Regions from separate parts of the Homo sapiens genome. Here region 1 is linked to region 2. Evidence: chromatin loops called from intact Hi-C (ENCODE). Cell type or tissue: heart left ventricle. All regions are shown on one strand. Each heading gives the region's core, and the rest is flanking DNA. Links, peaks and the distances in the headings are about the cores only. Region 1 holds the start of LOC105372657 (a long non-coding RNA gene). Region 2 has its middle 80 kb from the start of LINC01271.

The links. Peaks named below come from ENCODE experiments on the same cell type or tissue, not always from the same donor. Only the 100,000 strongest peaks of a DNase experiment are listed, where the experiment ranks them.
Region 1: it touches region 2 in a loop (3.0-fold over the local background); 9 of 110 quality-filtered maps call a loop at or near these places.

What each region holds. Positions count from the first base shown.
Region 1 is chr20:50,342,792-50,351,927 of GRCh38, forward strand. It overlaps LOC105372657 (a long non-coding RNA gene), which reads left to right and starts at 7,907. Exons shown (of 3, transcript XR_936837.3): 1 at 7,907-8,219. RefSeq lists an enhancer at 7,664-7,713. In heart left ventricle, for the core only: no CTCF peak of the experiment used is centred there; DNase peaks (open chromatin) are centred at 3,650, 3,950, 5,530 and 6,610; H3K27ac peaks cover 2,947 bases.
Region 2 is chr20:50,396,770-50,405,905 of GRCh38, forward strand. No RefSeq gene overlaps it. Among named protein-coding and RNA genes, the nearest start is that of LINC01271, 80 kb to the left of the region's middle. In heart left ventricle, for the core only: a CTCF peak has its summit at 3,785 (motif pointing right); DNase peaks (open chromatin) are centred at 2,302, 2,692 and 3,627; H3K27ac peaks cover 4,259 bases.

The DNA of each region.
Region 1 (9,136 bases), core at 381-8,380, 54 kb before region 2:
GCTGACCCAGGGCTCCTGACCACTCAGTCAGTGTCCTTGTGCTGCCTGGAGGTAGTGATGGTCTCTGAATTGCCTCCTGTCATTCAGTCAGTCAACAAACATCTAACAGGAGCCCATTGGGGCATAGGGGGAGGGAGCAACTTAGGGTGAACTGCTCAGCTTACAACATGTGGTAGGTACGCAGGAAAGACTGGTGAAAGGAATGAAAAGAAAGAATAAGTGAATAAGCAAGCCTCAGGCCATTAAGACAATGATCATGGCCAGCATTGATTGAGTGCCTACTGTGTGGCAGGCTCATCCTAAACCCTCCATGTGAGAGTCTTACAGAAGGAACACCTCTGAAAGGGGGGCCAACGACCATCCCCACTTTCAAGGTGAGAAGACTGAGGGGAAGAGAGGTGATGTCAACTGCCCGAGGCCTAGCAAGAGAATGGCAAGGCTGTCGCCGGAGCCTGGGCCTACCAGATCCCAGGGTGCACCTGCTGCCTCAGTGTTGTGTATGCTGTGGCTCAAATCGTTATGCCACCGGCCCTGTGAGGGAGGTGCTAGCATTATCCCATGTTACAGATGAGGAAACCAAGTCTCAGAGACAGGAAGTGACTTGCCCAAGGTCACACGGCATGTGTGTTTGAATCTAGATTTCACGTTTTCAGCCACCAAACCCTGCCCCTCGTAAGCCCTGGCCGCTCTGTGAGGAGGATGCGTAAGTCCCAAGGGGTTGGGGAGGGAAAGTGGGCCAGGGAGCTAAGCCCTCCAGGGTCTGCAGGACCAGGCAGGAGGCTCTGAAGGAGGCAGGGTCCCTGGTGGGCAGATGGGAGCAGGTGGGCCTGGGGAGCCGCCAGCCTTCCGCCCCCACGTGCAGGCATGCCCGCCAGGAGGGCCTGTGGAGAGGCCGCCCCGCGGTGTGTGCCAGGCTGACAATGGCTCCTTGTGTCTGTGCCGACGGTGGGAGAGGGGAGGTATTGTTTGCCAGGACACCTTCCCGCCAAGGCTGGCTGCAGGCGGTCCTTGTCCTAGGACGCTTGGCACGGGGCTGTTCCGGGCGCCAGAGGGAAGTGTGTGTGTGCATGTGTGTGGCTGGGTGTTCTGGGCCACGTTGGTGCTGGCTGCGGCTCCCTGGGTGTGCCTGTGCACGTGTGTGTGGGGTGAGGGCATGTGTGTCTATCTGAGTGTGCCCATGCACGTCTTGCACACCCATGGCCAGTGTGTCTGAATAGTCTTGTGGCTTGGGGCTTCCATGTGTCTCCCTGGGCGTGGCTGTGGCTGTGACTTTACGTCTGGCACCGTGTGTCTCTCTGTACCTCTGGACCACGTGTGGCTCTGAGCACCTTTGGTTTGCGTGCCCATGTATGTCTCAGCCTGTCCCTCTGCTTGTGTCTCCATCTCCCTCGGGGTCTGTCTGTGGAGCATCTTGATCCCAAGGGGGCAAGAAAGCCTCTGTTTCAGAGTGCGGGCTGAGTTCCATTCGTGGCTGATAGGTGAGGGAGGGGGCTTCAGGCAGAGGGAATGGTGGGTGCCCAAGCTGGGGGGCAGGATGGAGTTGGCAGATCTGCAAGAGCAGCCAGGAGGCTGGGTGGCCGCAGTGAAGTGAGTGGAGGTGAGAGGACACCAGGGGCCACCTGCAGGCCAGAGTCCAAAGTGAGGGGCAGCCATCAGAGGATCTGGATGGGACCATGACATGGTCTGTTTCATGGCAACGCCTTTGGCTGCAGGTGAAAAATGGGTTGTAGGGCAAGCCTGAGAGGTGTTGGGAGTCGCTGTGGCCAGTGTTAGGAAGCAGTTCCACAGCGCCACCTCAAGGAACCCCCACTCCATGGCAGGGGTTGCAACTTCCCCATTTTGCAGAGGTGGAAACTGAGGCCCAGGGAGGAGAAATGCCTCCCAAGGCCTGCAGCCTGGGAGCTGGCCCAATGCTAAAGCCAACCCTCCACCTCCTCCATCTTGGCTGCCTGCTCCTCTGCAAGTCGCTCTGCATCTTGAGGCTCTGGTGACGCCTGTGCTAAAGTCAGAGAACCTGGAGTCCTCGTCAGGTCAGGAACCAGGACTCTGGAGCCAGATGACTTGGGTTCGAATCCTGCCTCTGTAGCTGTGTGACCTTGGGCAAATCACTTAGCCTCTCTGCACCCCAGTGACCTCATTGGCCAAATGGGAGTGCTTGTTCATCATTACCTCCAAAGTGCTGTGCCACTAGATCCCACCTGTGACAGCCGCATCTCCTATCCCTGCTTTATTTTTCTCCAAAACACTCATCACCTTCTAGCATACTACATCTTGTATTTACTTCCGATGACACTGGAGTGTCCGTTCCACGGCATTTTGGGTTTTTTGTTCATGAGTAGTGTCTAGAACAGGGTCCTGCACATAGTTGGTGCTCAGGACTATTTTGTTGCAAGAACCAGGTAATACATGTGACATATGGGAACACAGCCTGGCACGTAGTGGGTGGAATGGAGGTGTCTGCTGTTGTCATTAAGTTGGGAGTAGGCACTTGGAAGCAGGACAGCCCAGTCAATCCTGATTAGGAATGGGTGTCCCATCTCCTTTTCTGCACATCCTTCTTGCCTTCAGGACCTGCTCAGCCCACTCTGGGCCAGACATCTTTTATATTGGTCTCTGAAAATAGGGAGACTCTGGCAGGTGCTATGAGCTGCTGGTTTCAAGCCTTATGAGGGATCAGTGACCCGGTTTCCCCACCTGACCACAGCTGATCCAGAGGCTTCGATGGTCTCTGCTCTCTCAGGACTCTCCTCTGTATATTCCCCTATATATATATTCCCCCTGACCACCCCACTGCCCCAGATCTTCCCAGTCCCTCTGTCGGTAAATACAGTTGGCAGCTCTGGCAAAAATGTCCTGCCAATGGTACAACGAGTCGTTGGTGAATATTTAGGAAGCCCAGCGGGTTTGTCAAGGAAGCAGCTTCCTGAGCATAAATATTTCTAAGAAAGAATGAAAGGAGGGGCCTCGGCCTCAGAGATCAGTGGGTGGTGTGCTGACCTCCCAAGGTCATCATGTCCAGTCCTCTGCTGCATGGTCATTGCTTCTGGTGTCCCATTGGCACCTGGCATCCTGGTTTCCTGAGAAGGGTCAGGAGCTGCAGGGGGAATCCAGGCCCAGGCGGAGAACAACCTGCTCTGTCCTCTCACTTCCTTCCTGCTTTTCTTCCAGACTCCCATCCCTGGCTGGGACATGCTGCAGTTGTCAGCAGCTGCACAGGAGAAGCAGGTTGGGGGCTGACCAGGGTAGCCATGGCTTCCTTGAGGACCCACTGTGGTGTGGGGGCTTTGCTCAGCGTAACTGGATAAACTTGGTATCGGCCCTCCCCTCCTGCAGCTGCCAAGGTTCAGGCCTCTTCTCCCATTCCTCTCTCCACCCCACATTTATTGAGCACCTACTATGTGCCCAGCCCTCGGAGACAATGAAAAGACCTCTGCCCTACCTTTGCCCTGGTTCTGATGTCCAGTATCTGTCCTGGGACAGTTGTGACAGCTGCTCAATTGTCCCTTTCAGTCTCTCCCTGTCCCAGCCCTTCCCCTTCCACAACGGCTGAGTTCATCTTCAGAAAGTGCAACTCCAGATCTTGCTTCTGCTCTGCTCTAAAACCATCAATGGCTCCCCGCTGCGACCTGGAGAAAGTCCAAACGGCCCGGCTGGGTGAGCCTGGTCCTGCTCCATCTACCCCAACTGCCCTCTGCAGCTTCGTTCCCCACGTCGCCAGCCACGAGGATGACCCCTAGTTTTTCGAACACACCTGGCCCCTCCCACCTCCTTACCCTTGCTCAAGCCATTCCTGCCAGCCCAGTGCCCTTTCTCAGCCAACCTCTCGTGTCTGTAGCCTTTTGTTTGTTTCTTTCTTTCAGGACACATCACACAGTGCTTTGAATTGCACTTATTTATATCTTCTTTTCCTCCCAGAGGGCAGGAAGTTGCCAGATTCATTTCTGGGCTTGGCGCCAGGCTCAAAGTAGGTCCTTGTTAGATTCGCTGGCTGAGCTGGTGAGGATGCTGTATTTGCGCGGGTCTGGGGCCACCCAGCACATGTGTCCCTTCTTCTGGAGACCACGTTGAGTTTCCCCTGTGGTGCCTCCACCCCCTTGGTCTTGTGAATTAGGAGAGTTGACCCCATCCATCCTCAGGGCTGCAGGCCTGGCCAGTCAGGCCCCTGGCCACATGGATTGGTTCAGGGGTAAGCACACGATCCAATCAGGGCCAAGAAATTAAACCGGCGACTTTGGAATGGGAAAGACGTTGCCGCCTTGAGGTGGCTGAGCTCGTTGTAGGATGTCAGCCTGGAGCAGCTGAGGCACTGTGCCACCCTGAGAAACAGAGACCGCCTGAGAATGCCAGTGACATGGGGCAAAGCAGAGCCAAGAGGCGCAGACAGCCCCCAGACGAAAATCGTCAGCGGTGCTCCTGGATCCAGCTGTATCTGAAGCAGACATGGCTCTCTCATTCTCCCTTTTTAAAACCCACCTTGGGTTGGGTTTCCATTGCCTGCAGCTACAAGAAATCCTGACAAATAGCTGAGCCTTCTGAATATACATCTCATCACCTTACTGTCCGCACTGCCATGACCCCATGCGAAATTCTCTCATGAGGAACCCCTTTGAATATCCAAAGCTGGGGGAGGCGTCTCTTCCTCCACAGAGCTAGTTTCTTTTCTCACTCATGGGCAATATGAGCAATGATCGCTGGTTCTGGTTGCCTCAAGCTCCTTTTGGAATAAGGAAAAGAGCAAGTGGAATAACCTAAAGGACTAAAATGGGCTCGAGTTCCCAGGGGCTAAGGCTGGGCCCTCAGCCCCACTACTGTTCAGCATGGACAGGCACACAGCAGATGCTTCTCGGCCATTCACTGCTTGACAGTGCAAGGCAAGCTTTCTCAACCTGGGCCCTCGGGCATTCTGGACTGGCTGCTTCTCTGTGAAATACGCCAGGTTTGGTTAGGAGCGAGTTGCCCAGTCTGTGTTCTACTGACATTTAGTGCCAAATAACTCCTGGTTGGGGGCTGTCCCATGCATTGCAGGACTTGTTTAGCAGTGTCCCTGGCCTCACTACCCGCTAGATGCCAGTAGCACCTCCTTCCCTGAGTTGTGACAGCCACACATATCTCCAGACGTTGCCAAACATTCCTTGCAGGGCAAAATCACCCCCTGGTTGAGAATATCTGCTGTAAGCAAAGTGTGTCTCACAGGACCTGGCACATAGCAAGTGCTCAATAAATATCAGCAAAGATGGTTCGGTGACGATGATGCTAAAGATGATCACTGAGGAAATTTGGGGCCTCAGTGAGATCCAGATTTGGCTGACTTAAGTGGGAAGGAAATTTATTAGAGGAACATGAGTGAGCTTACAGAATTTATGAGAAAGCGGAAGAGTCAGTTCAAAACAACCCAGAAACGGAGGCAGTTCAGTAGGTCCCGACAGCAAGAAGCAGATATGCTGATAGCGGCAATGAGCTATTCCCGTTTCAGCCATCCCCCCACTTCCTCCTTCCTAACAGAACCTATTTTGCTCATTTTGCACAAGAAATCCCTGCCCCCACCCCTCCCATGGGCTCCAGGAAGATGGGCCTCAGCCAAGCCTCAGGGGACTGATTCCCGTTGCTCTAAGTCAGCCACAGTGTCCCCCACCCCAACAAGGCCAGTGATTGATTTAGGCTGGACATGGAATGTGATTTTAGCCAATGAGATGTGTTGAGAAATTTGTTAGAGGCTTCTGGGAAAGGTTTCCTTGCTCTTCGAGATAGAGGTTTATTTCACTTTGTATAATCCAGGTTTTCTTCTTTTTGAAGGCTGAATAATGTTCTGTGGTTTTTTTTTTTTTTTTTTTTTTTTTTTTTTTGAGACAGTTTCGCTCTTGTTGCCCAGGCTGGAGTGCAATGGCGCGATCTTGGCTCACTGCAACCTCTACCTCCCGGGTTCAAGCAGGCCCCATATGTGTGGCCTGTGCAGAAAGAGACTGGCAGCCTGGAGGGGTGAGACCTGGGTGGAAATGAAGAATTCAACCAAAGCAAGTAAAGAAACTGCCAGAAGCTTGAGCCCCCGAGAAGCTCCCGATGTCTGGGGGTAATCCCAGGATCTCCATCTTTTTTTTTTTTTGAGACGGAGTTTCGCTCTTGTTGCCCAGGCTAGAGTGCAATGGCACGATCTCGGCTCACTGCAACCTCTGCCTCCCGGGTTCAAGCAATTCTCATGTCTCAGCCTCCTGAGTAGCTGGGACTACAGGCGTCTGCCACCACACCCAGCTAATTTTTGTATTTTTAGTGGAGACGAGGTTTCACCGTGTTGGACAGGCTGGTCTCAAACTCCTGACCTCAAATGATCCACCGGCCTCAGCCTCCCAAAGTGCTGGGATTACAGGCGTGAGCCACCACACCCGGCCGGATCTCCATCTTTTAAAAAACATGACTTTCTTCTCTGGGCAGGTGGGAGGCTGAGGGACACCTCAGCGTTAAGCCAAAAACAGCCGAGGCAGCATTCATGCCTCCTCCTTCCAAAGGCCCCCATGTCTCCAGGGGTTGGGAGCCTCCAGCTCTAGGCTGCGGGGATCCCCTCTGCCATTCAGGCCCAGCCCCTCTACACTGGGCCCTGAGCATGTACCTGGCTCCCCCAGTGTACCCGAGGGCCTTGCTGTCACCGGATGGATTGAGCAACTCAACCGAGTGTGCATTTTCCAGCTCAGGCTAACCACCATTCAGTCACTTCCCCTCACGTTCATAGACCAGTTGGTTCCTTGTCATTTCTCAGGGGACACCATGACCCTTCTTGTGAACTCTCCATGATGCAGGCGAGAATCTGAGTCACCCAGAGCTAGCAACCTGATTCACCTTTGTCCCCCAAACCCCTGGCCTGGCTCTCAGATGAAAACAAATAATAATAATAATAATGAATATAGCCACTAATTCCTACAGTGTCCTGAGAGCTTTACAGGTACCTGCACTGACTTTCAGGTAGGTACATGCTTGTCCCCATTTCCTAGATGAGGAGACTGAGTCCCAGAGAAGGTGAGTAACTTGCTTATAAGGGAAGAAGGAGTCGTGATCTGAAGCTAAGCAATAGGGTGGATACATTCAAGCATGTTTGGTTAGACATTTAGCAAAACACCTTTGCTGAAAAAAAAGTTTTGAAAAAAAGTTATGAAAAAAAAAGATTGGAAACTCTATTTTTAAATGTATCACCAGCTTGGGAGGCCAAGGTGGGCGGATCACCTGAGGTCAGGAATTCGAGACCAGCCTGGCCAACATGGTGAAACCCCGTCTCTACTAAAAATACAAAAAAAAAAAAAAAAAATTAGCCAGGCGTGGTGGCAGACACCTGTAATCCCAGTTACTCCAGAGGCTGAAGCAGGAGAATCACTTGTACCCAGGAGATGGAGGTTGCGGTGAGCTGAGATCACACCATTGCACTCCAGCCTGGGCAAGAAGAGTGAAACTCCGTCTCAAAAAAATAAAAATAAAAATAAATAAATGTATCACCAGCTCCATCCATTCATCAGACACATGTTTCCATAGTAGATACCTTGTGCCTGGAAGGTTCTTCTTACGAGGGACATGGGAGTGAACAAACAGGTAAGGTCCCCTCCCCCCTGGAACTTGTAGTCCAGTGAACACAATCAATCCATTTAGGACTTGAACATTTGAAATTGAGACTTCCCTGTACCTATAATTATCAGAACTGTATGAGATCCTGAGGTGGAAAGATGGTGACTTCTGTGGGCTTTTTTGCTCAAACACAATTCTTTAAGAAAGAGACCTGCATCTCGGGCTGCCCACCGCAGTGTGAGGATGTGAGAAAGACCCAGGGACCTCACAGACCATGTGATGTCACAGAAGGCACAGGACTGCCAGGTGCAGTGGGTCACACTGTAATCCCAGCACTTTGGGAGGCAAACATGGGGGTGTCGCTTGAGGTCAGGAGTTCAAGACCAGCCTGAGCAACACAGCAAGACTCTGTCTCTGCAAAAAACCAAAAACCAAAACCACAGGGCGGGGAGGTCAGACCAGCTGCCTGGAATCCCAGCCCAGACCCTCACCAGCATGTGACCCAGGACGGGCCACGTGCTGTCTCCTCAGGAAGCCTCAATTTTCTCATCTGGAGACAGGGACAATGAATCCCTTCCAGGATCACTGTGAAAAGACAGGTTGAGCATCTCTAATTCGCAAATCTGAAATCCGAAATGCTCCCAAATCTGAAACTTTCTGAGTGCGGACCTGATGCCGTAAGTGAAAGCCCGCGGTTTTCTGTTGTCGCTGTTGTTTCACGGCTGAGCCCCCTATCTGCTGATATCGCTGTTCTGCTTGGTCGCCCTGAACTCCTTATTTTCCCACTGTATTAATGCTATGTCATACTTTTTACCATGGAGTACTTATGTGTGAGTAAGTGTGAGACAATGATTGCTTATTGATAGCATATAAATTCAGAGTCAGGAATAAGGGTGATGCCAAACAACCACAGATTGTCCACGTGGGTAACTGAGATAGGTGTGGGACGCCTTTCTTTCTGTTGGTGCGATGCACACAAAATTTGTTTCATGCACAAAATTATTAAAAATTATGTACAATTGCATTCAGGCTGTGTGTATAAGGTTTGTATGAAACATAAGTAAAGGTCATGTTCAGATTTGGGTCCCATCCCTAAGATATCTCATTGTGTATATGCAAATATTCCAAAATTTGGAAAATATAAAAATCCAAAAGACTTCTGGTCCTAAGCATTTTGGATAAGGGATCCCTTAGACGGTACCCTGTGTCAATGTGGGATATACTATGTAGGAAAATGTATTCGTGGTTCAACCCCCAGTCGGCCTGAGGGAAAGTCGATTCCAGAAAGGCCAAGTGATGAAAGTTCTTCATCTTTGTGGACCTCATCTGGGCTCAAACACATATTACAGACCTCAGTGTCAAAGGAGCCCTGAAGTCCCTTCAACAAGGGTTGGCTGGGTGAGGACTGTGGCGGCCTGGAGGGTAGCTGCGACTCAGCCTCCACGGGGAACGCATCCCAGTCATGCCAAAAAGCCATCTTCCTCAAGAGAAGCCAGAGATCCAGATTTTGATAGAAACTCTCCCAATTTTTAGGCCAGGCGCAGTGGCTCACACCTGCCAGCACTTTCGGAGGCTAAGGCGGGCAGATCACCTG
Region 2 (9,136 bases), core at 634-8,633:
CGCAGTGCCCTGAGGGTACATTGCAGCCTCCTTTGGCTGAAAGAAGCAGCCTTTTGTGATCTATCCTCTGCCTTTGTAGCCTTCTTTCCCACCACTGGATCCCCTCCAAAAAGAACGTGCTTTGCCCTGCTTCCAGGCCTTTGGCCCTGCTGTGCCCTCCTCCTGGACCACCTTTCCTCCATGGTTCTCTTACCACGTGCTTCTTCTCCTGGTACTTCAGGACTCCTACACTGTGAGGCCCTCCCAGAATCCCCCCAGCCCCCTACTTGGGGTTGCCACTGCGACAGAGGGACATTGCTTCCAGAACTACGTTGTACTCTAGACTACAAAGCCCAGCTGGTGAGCTGACACCTCCATGTAGGTTTCACGCAGGCCCCTAACTTCACAAAGCGGAATACTCCATTTATTTCCCTCCTGAAACCCCAGCCCTGCCCACCTGTCTTCCCAGCTCAGGAAACAGTGCTGCCCTGTTCAGACCAGGTCCTGGTGGCCCCTTGGTTCCTGTTTCCCTCACCCCACACATCCCAAATCTTGCTGACTTGACTGCCAAATACATCCCAAATCCATGCCCTTGTTGCCACTTTCACAGCTACCACCGAGGTGCAGGCTTGCCACTGTCCTTGCCCACCTGAACCGTGGCAGTGAGCTCCTCCTCCCTGGTCTCCTGGCTTCCAGCTTTGCTCCACTCAATCCACACAGTCAGAGGAAATATTTCAAAAGACAAACCAGCTGGGCGCAGTGGCTCACGCCTAATACCAGCACTTTGGGAGGCCGAGGCGGGTGGATCACCTGAGGTCAGGAGTTCGAGACCAGCCTGGCCAACATGGCGAAACCCCGTCTCTACTAAAAATACAAATAATTAGCCAGGCTTTGTGGCTTGTGCCTATAATCCCAGCTACTCGGGAGGCTAAGGGAGGAGAATCGCTTGAACCCTGAGGCGAAGGTTGCAGTGAGCTGAGACGGCGCCATTGCAGTCCAGCCTGGGCCACAAGACTGAGGCTCCATCTCAAAAAAAAAAAAAAGAAAGAAAGAAAAAAGAAAAAAAAATCTGGTTTACTGCTAAATGTTTAATGACACCTTCTCAACAAGGGGGAGCCCTGATTTTTACATGTATCCATTTCGGTGGTGTAAATAGTCCCACCATGGTCCATTTGGAGCTACCAGTGTGACTTACTGAGCATGGCATTGGGAAGAACTTGTTGTACTATTTCCACCGTGGGATATGGCATATGATATGATACAACACAACAGACGTCAATCACTTCAACAACACAGAGAACAGTGAAATGGTGAGAAAGTGGTGATCTGTGAGCAGTTGTTACCTTTGTTTTTGTTGTAACTTATTTAACTGGAAGTTCGTGCAATTTAATTCTTAGCGATGGCTGTGTGTGACAACTAGCTTGCAGAATTCGTGAGCCAGTAGGAGGTGGTGCCAGCAACCCCACTGGTTGAAAGCGACACGAGGGCAAGGATGTTTCCACATTGTTCCCGGCCGTTTCCTGGGGCCTGGAACAGTAGAAGGAGCTCAGGGTAGGTGTTCAGGCCGCATTTGTTGACTATTTTATAGTGCACCTGTTTGCATCAGAGAGCACAAACTGTTTGCCTCAACTTGACTTCATGGGCTGAGTCCAGCCCACAAGCAGGTGTCATTTGGCTCTCAGAATGTTTTGGACATTTTTACAAAATTTATTGCCAACGTTTAAAAGTCAAGGGTTTTGTTTTTTTTTTTTATGAAATCTCACATAAACCTAGATGTGTAGCTTCTCCTGGAAAATCAGAAGCTCTGGACCCGACTCCCTTATGACAACAGAGGCTGGAGCGGAGGGGCGCGCAGCCAGCCCCTTCAGACTGGGCATGGGCTCGCCAGTTTCCGCAGGCCCCACCCCTACCCGCAGTCTCACACCACGCCCACTTCATTCGTTCACGTAACCTGCTGGGCCTGCGGATATTTAAGTTGCAACTGCCATCTTCGCCTCCATCTTAGCACTTGTCACAGTGTGGGCCCGTCACAGTGTCCCTGCCAGACAGTGAGCACCTTGGGGACAGGCTCTGTGAGGGAGCCCCCCGGGGTCCCCACTCCTGGTACATAGTAGGTCCACAGGTTCTGGAACTAGATGAAATGTTTGTTGTCCAGTGAATGCCAGCCCCCACCCAGCTATCCGAATTGGGGCACGCACTAAACTCAAGCCCCGACCGGAATGTGACAAAGAGGTTGGCCGAGGCCAGGGTTTAAAAATACCCCAGGGCTGGTCAGCTGCGAGGTGCTTGGAGGTGTTGAAACAACCAGGCCAACGCTGGCTGGAGGCCAGTGCACCCACTTTGCTCTGTGTGATGTGGGCTAATGGGAGGGGTCACTAGCAGGTCCTGGCGTGCGGGGGTGGGGAGTGGGAGGAGTAGGTGCAGCCCCCTCCCCCACAGCCCTGCTTGGGAAAGGTCAGAGATGTTTATAAACAGCATGGGGTGACATGACATAATTTCACATAAAGGGTTACCAGGCAGGGCATGGACACAGGGCGGCCTCCTCTGATGTTTCCACGCCGCGGTCTCCTGGCATCAAGAAAGCCGGGATGCTGCTAGCACTGTGGTCTCCCCACGGCCTTCAGAACCATGGCCCAGCCCGCTGGAGCCAGGCTTAAAAATAACGCTCCCAGCACAGTCTCCTGGGGGACAGCCAGCATGGGGGCTGGACAGGGAAGGAACAAGCTCTGCTGGAGCGCCCACTGGATGCCAGGCACGTCAGAGGCATGAGCTCATGGAGCTGCACACAGGCCTTGGGAGGGAGGGACTGTCATCCAGATGGGGAAACTGAGGCTCAGGAGTGGTGCCACTGGCTCAGTGTTTCCCAGCAAGTGGCAATGCTGCCATGCCAATCCATGAGACAAGAGTGACAAGAAGGCAGGCTCTGTGTCACGCCGCTGTTCCCGAGTCCCTGGCACAGCGTTTGGCCTTAGCAAGCCTCAGGAGGCAGCTCCCATGGAACTTGTCCAGGATCGAAACCCGCTCTCCCACCACAGCTTGTCTCCGTCAAGGGCAGCCCATCCTTCCAGATGCTCAGGGCGGATACCAGGGCATCATCCTCAACTCCTCTTTTTCTCTCACCCCCACACCTGGTGCTTGCTGCTCCATCCAAACACAGCCGCCCCTCCCTGCCCTGGCCCAGCCCCACCTCTCTCACCTGACCCCTGCAGGAGCCTCCTTCCTGGTCTCCTGCTTCCACCCTCACCCTAACAGTCTTGCCTCCATCAGTGTCCAAGGTAACACACTAGACTCGTATCATCCATCACCTGAATGTATTAGGATGCAACAGTGAATAGAACACACATGTCCCCGTCAGCGTGGAGCTGACATTACGGAATGGGGGAGGAAGGGGGCATCAGCCTTCACAGGTAAATTAAATAGATCATGTTTCCAATGGCAGTGAGTACTAAGGAGAAAAATAAGCCGGGGAAGGAGGAGGGGAACATCAGAGAGGAATAAATCTAAATAGGGAGTGGGGGTGCAGGGCAGGAAAGGTCTCACTGAGCAAATATTTGAGTACGGCTTGAAAGAGATGAGGGATTGGGCAATGGGGATTTCCAGAGGAAGGGCATTCTTGGTAGAGGAAACAGCAAGTGCAAAGGCCCGAGGCCGGACCGTGCCTGGCATGAGCGAGGATGGCAGAGAAGAGGCCAGTGTGGCTGCAGCAGAATGAGTGAGGGGCAGCGTGGGAGGAAGTGAGTTCAGAGGGGTGAAGGGCAGCGCCCATAGAACCTTGCACGTCGAAGGAAAGACTTAGCTTTCCTCTGGGGTAGGTGAGAGCCATGGAGGGTTCTGAACAGAAGAGGGCACAGTCTGACTTCGTTTCTGAAAGAATCTCTCCAGCTGGGTGTAGAGGATGGGCTGTCAGGAGCCAGGGGGAAGGGGACAGTCAGGGTGACTGCAGTGGTTCATGCAGAAGAGAATGGTGAATGGGCCCAAGGGGTGGCTGTGGAGGTGAAGAGGCGGGGAGAACGGATCTTGGACTCCTGATCTGTTCTAAGGTGGAGCTGCTGGGGCATATGCTGCTGGACTAGATGCGATCAATAGAAATCAAGAAGCCAAGGATGTTTGGGTTTCTGCTAACACAGGAACAGAAAACCAAACACTGCATGTTCTCACTTATAAGTGGGAGCTGAACGATGAGAACACATGGACACAGGGAGGGGAACAACACTGGGGCCTGTTGTGGGGGTGGGGAGGGAGAGCATCATGATAAATAGCGAATGCTTGCCGAGCTTAATAGCTAGGGGATGGGTTGATGGGTGCAGCAAACCGCGATGGCACATGTTCACCTATGTGACAAACCTGCACGGCCTGCATATGTACCCCGGAACTTAAAATCTAAAAATAAAAGCCAAGGATGGCTCCAAGGTTCCAGATAGAGCAGCCGGAAGGATGGAGCTTCTGCCTTACAGAGATGACCAAGCACCAAGCTGGGCTCTGGGAAGGATGGGAGTGAGGCGGCGGCCCTTCCCCGGGGGGCACCGGATCCTGTGTGAAGGTCATCCTCAATACAGTGGGCTTTGCTTTATGAAATTCCCTGCTGATTCACATCAGGATTCTTCTCCAGCTCCTCCTTCCCATCCCTGTCCCTGAGTCCCTTGTAAATTTTGCAGGAGCCACCAGGTCCCTCCTCCCCTCGATTCCTGAAGAGCAACAAACGCTTCTATAGCACTCATGTGCCTGGCAGGATCCTAGCCCTTTACTTAAACTTTGTGAACTCATCTGATCATCACAGCAGTTCCAGGAGCTGGGGACTCTTATTACACTTATTTCATAAATGGAGAAAAAAGGCCCAGAGAGGTTAAGTCACTTGTCCAGGATCACACAGCTCCAAGTGGTAGAGGCAGGATATGATCCCAGGCAGTCAGGCCTAGGCCTCATGCTGTTAACCACTACACTTACTATCTCACCCTTGGCTATGAGGAGTCAAACTGGGCTTGAGAGATTGGGTGAGGGGAGAGGGCTTCAGCCACCCCTTCCACATAAAAGAAACAGTTGCCGTTTTCTGAGTACCTCTCCTGTGCCTAGTTCTATACCCAGGCTTCCTCTATTCTGCATATCAACAGAAGGGGTATCACAAGGATTGTACCCATTCTACAGATAAGAAAACCAAGGCTCAGAGAGGGGAAAAGCCATGTCCACAGTTACAGCCAGGACTGAGAATGTGGAACTCTGGGACTCCAGACCCCATTCTGTCCCCTCCTCCACACTGCCTGTGCTTGTCACCCGCTTCCTGCCTTGGTGGTGAGGGGGGTGCTCAGGGGTCAATGGCCGCACTGCATTTTCTTCTTGCTGGAAGCAGAAGGAGGACAGGAGAAGTGACACATTGCACAGCTGCACGGATTCCCGCTCTCAGGGCTCGTAGATTTTGTCTGGCACAATCAACATGTCTGAGGCCAGCTCTGGGCCAGGTGCTGGAGAGACCGAGATAGGAACACAGAGTGGAGGGTGAGAAAGATGGAGGCCCTAGGTGGCTTTGATGAGATAGACAGTGGTGGGGTTGTTACAGAAGTTCAGAGAAGCCGCTCAGAGGAGCAGGTGCACATGAACCTTGTGTCCTGGCAGCTTCTTCACTTCTCTGGATCTCAGTTTCCATCTCTGTGACACGGGGTGGTCATACCTGCCACCCCATCTCACAGAGCTGGTCAGGACTAAAGGTGAGCGCCAAGGGGGCATGCACTATCTCCACCTTGCCCTCTGCTGTCTTCCAGGACAGAAAGAGCACAGGCCCCAGCTTGTTGTAGGCATTCTGGGGACCTGGCACACAGGAGGTGCTCAGGGCCTGCTGGACGTATGGAAATAAAGAAATAAACTTCTTTGGGACTTATTTTCTTCCCCCATAAAGTGAATTATTTCCATGCACCCATGCACTTTACAAAGACATAGACCCTCTCAACCACCTGGCAAGGCGAGTACTAAGATCATCTTTGCTTAACAGGTAAGAAAAACGGACACCTAGAGAAGCTACGAGATTTCACCAAGGTCCTAGAGCTAAGAAGGGATGGAGCTAGCATTTGAATTTCACTCCCTCTGCCTCCTCAGCATTCACAGAACTAATTGCAGAACTAAACTAATAACAGCTTGTGTTTTGTGGAGCATTTATTACATGCCATGCGTTATTCCAGACACTTCACATATATTAACTAATATTAGTATCTACCTCAAATGTGTGGGAGAGATGATATTTCCTTCCCATTTTACCCATAAAGAAAGAGGTTAAGGGGCAGGAGCAGTGGCTTAGGCTTGTAGTCCCAGCACTTTGGGAGGCCAGGTGTTCGAGACCAGCCTGGGGAACATAGCAAGACCCCCATCTCTACAAAAAACAAAAAATTAGCTGGGTGTGCTGGATCATACCTATAGTCCCAGCTGCTTGGGACGCTGAAGTGGGAGGATTGCTTGAGCCCAGGAGGTCAAGGCTGCAGTGAGCTGTGATTGTGCCACTGCATTCCAGCCTTGTCTCAAAGTAAAATTTAAAAAAAAGAAAGAGGTTGGCCAGGTGCGGTGGCTCATGCCTATAATCCCAGTACTTTGGGAGGCCAAGGCAGGTGGATCACCTGAGATCAGGAGTTCAAGACCAGCCTGACCAACCAACATGGCAAAATCCTGTCTCTACTAAAAATACAAAAATTAGCTGGGCATGGTGGCAGGCTTCTGTAGTCCCAGCTACTCGGGAGGCTGAGGCAGGAGAATCACTTGAACCCGGGAGGCGGAGGTTGCAGTGAGCTGAGATTGTGCCACTGCACTCTAGCATGGGCGACAGAGCAAGACTCAGTCTCAAAAAAGAAAAAAAAAAAGTAAATAAATAAATAAATAAATGAAAAAGAAAAAAGAAAGAGGTTAAGTAACTTGTGCAAAGTCACAAGTAATTTGCAAAGCCAGGATTCAAACTCAGGCAGTCTGGCTCCAGAGTCCATGGTCTTAAATCACAACACCCTGCAGGAGAGGGTTGGCAATGTCATCCCAGGCACAGAGTCTGGCACACGGGGAGCACTTATTGGATTGTGAAAACCTAGCAAACCACGAACAGACAAGCAGGGCTTTCCTATTCTGAACCACACTGAGGTCTCCCTTAAGAATTCACTTATTTCCATTTCTTCCTGTGAGTCCCACTTGACAGAGAAGAAGCTGCCCACAGACCATTTTCCCCCTTCTTCCCCCTCCCTCTAGGAAAATTCTGGGCAGCATCCACCAGGTCACAGCTGCCAGCCAGAGGACTGGCTAGAGCAGAGTTTGGCCAGGTTATCGGGTTTCGTGGTCAGCCACCTTCGCCCCTGACCAGAGCTGTCTTTCCAAAACAGAACATTCAGTCACTGCCTGTCCCTGCGCCCAGCTGTCCTTGTGCCCCGACCTTGCTCTCTGCCCACCGGCCCAGGGTTTTTCCTCGTATTCTTGTCTCTTACTGATATCTTGCAAAGATGACCGGAGCAGAGGAAAGAAAGTCAGGGAGCAGCCTGAGAGAAACGATGAGGAGACAGAGACAGAGAAAGAAGAGACAGAGAAAGAGGTGACAGATGGACAGAGGAGAAAGAGGAGACAAGAAAGACAGAGAAAGAGGAGACAGAGGCGACAGACGGACAGAGAAAGACAGAGAAAGAAGAGACAGAAAGACAGAGAAAGAGGAGACAGAGATGGAGAGACAGAGCTGGAGAGAAAGACAGAGACAGGAGGGCCCTGCAGGTGCCATCTGCCCTCCAAAGCTGTCTCGAGGGCAGGGTTTGTAACCTTGCATCTCCACCCAATGCATCTTGACCTCCCAAGGCTGCAGCATCTTCTCCCAACAGCCCCCATCCTGCCACCAGCCCAGCAGGTCCTAAGAGACCTCGTTTTCCTTCCCCCCTCACCTCCATGCACAATCCCTCACCTAACTAACTCCTCCTTATCTCCCTTCCTCCAGGAAGCCCTCCTTGCCCCCACAGCCCCTCTATGTACCCTGATTACACCTCCCTCATACTTTGTGGTTCATTGATAGGTTCGCCTCCTCCACTGGAATGGCAGCTCCTCGAGGGCAGGGTCTGGATCGGTCTGGCTCGCCCTGCATCCCTGCACTCAGCCCAGTGCCTGACTCATAGTAGGTGCTCAATAAATGTTGGTTGAAGGAAGGATTAAGCCAGCTGCTATGTGTCAGCTCCTTGGAGAATCCTTCCCTGGTATGGCTTACAACTGTTTGGACTTCATCGTGTGATTATTTGATTTAGGGTCTGCGTGGCCTCTGGTCCGAAGAAGGCAGGATCTGAGTCTGCTGCATTCACCCTTGTCTTCCCAGCACCTGGAACAGTGCCTGGCACAGAGTAGGTGCTTCAGTATTGGTTGAATGAATGAATGGATGCATGAGCAAATGAATTAACCATTAGCCCTCTGGAGGTTTTGAATCATATTTTTTAACCCATTTGAAGCAGTTCAAATGTTCCCCATTGCCTTTCAAATCAGACCCCAAGTCCTGTCAAGACCTAGGAGGCTCTGCAAGATCTGGCCCCTGCCACGTCTCCAGCCTCTGCCCTTCTCCCGCCACCCCTACAGGCACCGATGTCTCTAGGGTGCCCGGCGTGGTAGCAGTTCTCATCCCCCTCCACACCCCACCATAAGTCATGTCAACAGAGCTGGGTTGGTTTATTTGTTTTTTTCTATGAACAAGACTGCCTAGAAAAATGGAGCACTTTTGCACAAACAACCTCAATGTCACCCATGGACCTTGGTCACTGTGGGACAGTCTCCAAGGTTTGGCCGGCCAGCTTCCCAGGGCACTGACCTGAGAAAGGGTTTGCGCCCTGGTCGCTCCGTCCATCTCCCACCCGACCCTCTAAAGGGCTGGCTGGCTGGGTGGGAGGGGTGTCCTTGGAGCCCCTGAGTCTGACCTTCATGTTCTGCAGGAAGCCAGGGGAGGGGACCCAATGGAGTGGACCCCACCACATCCTTTAGGCTCAGACCAGGCCTTACACCCTCCAGAAAGCTGCCTTGGCCACTTTCCTGGCATCTCTGGACTCCTGTTCTCACCCTAATTGCATCTCATATCATGCTTGGCTGAAATTCTCTACTGGACAGTTTCTTCCACTGGACTGTGCTCCAAGTGCTTAAGGCCAAGTCTTTTCTATCTTGGTGTCCCCAGAGCCCAGATCTG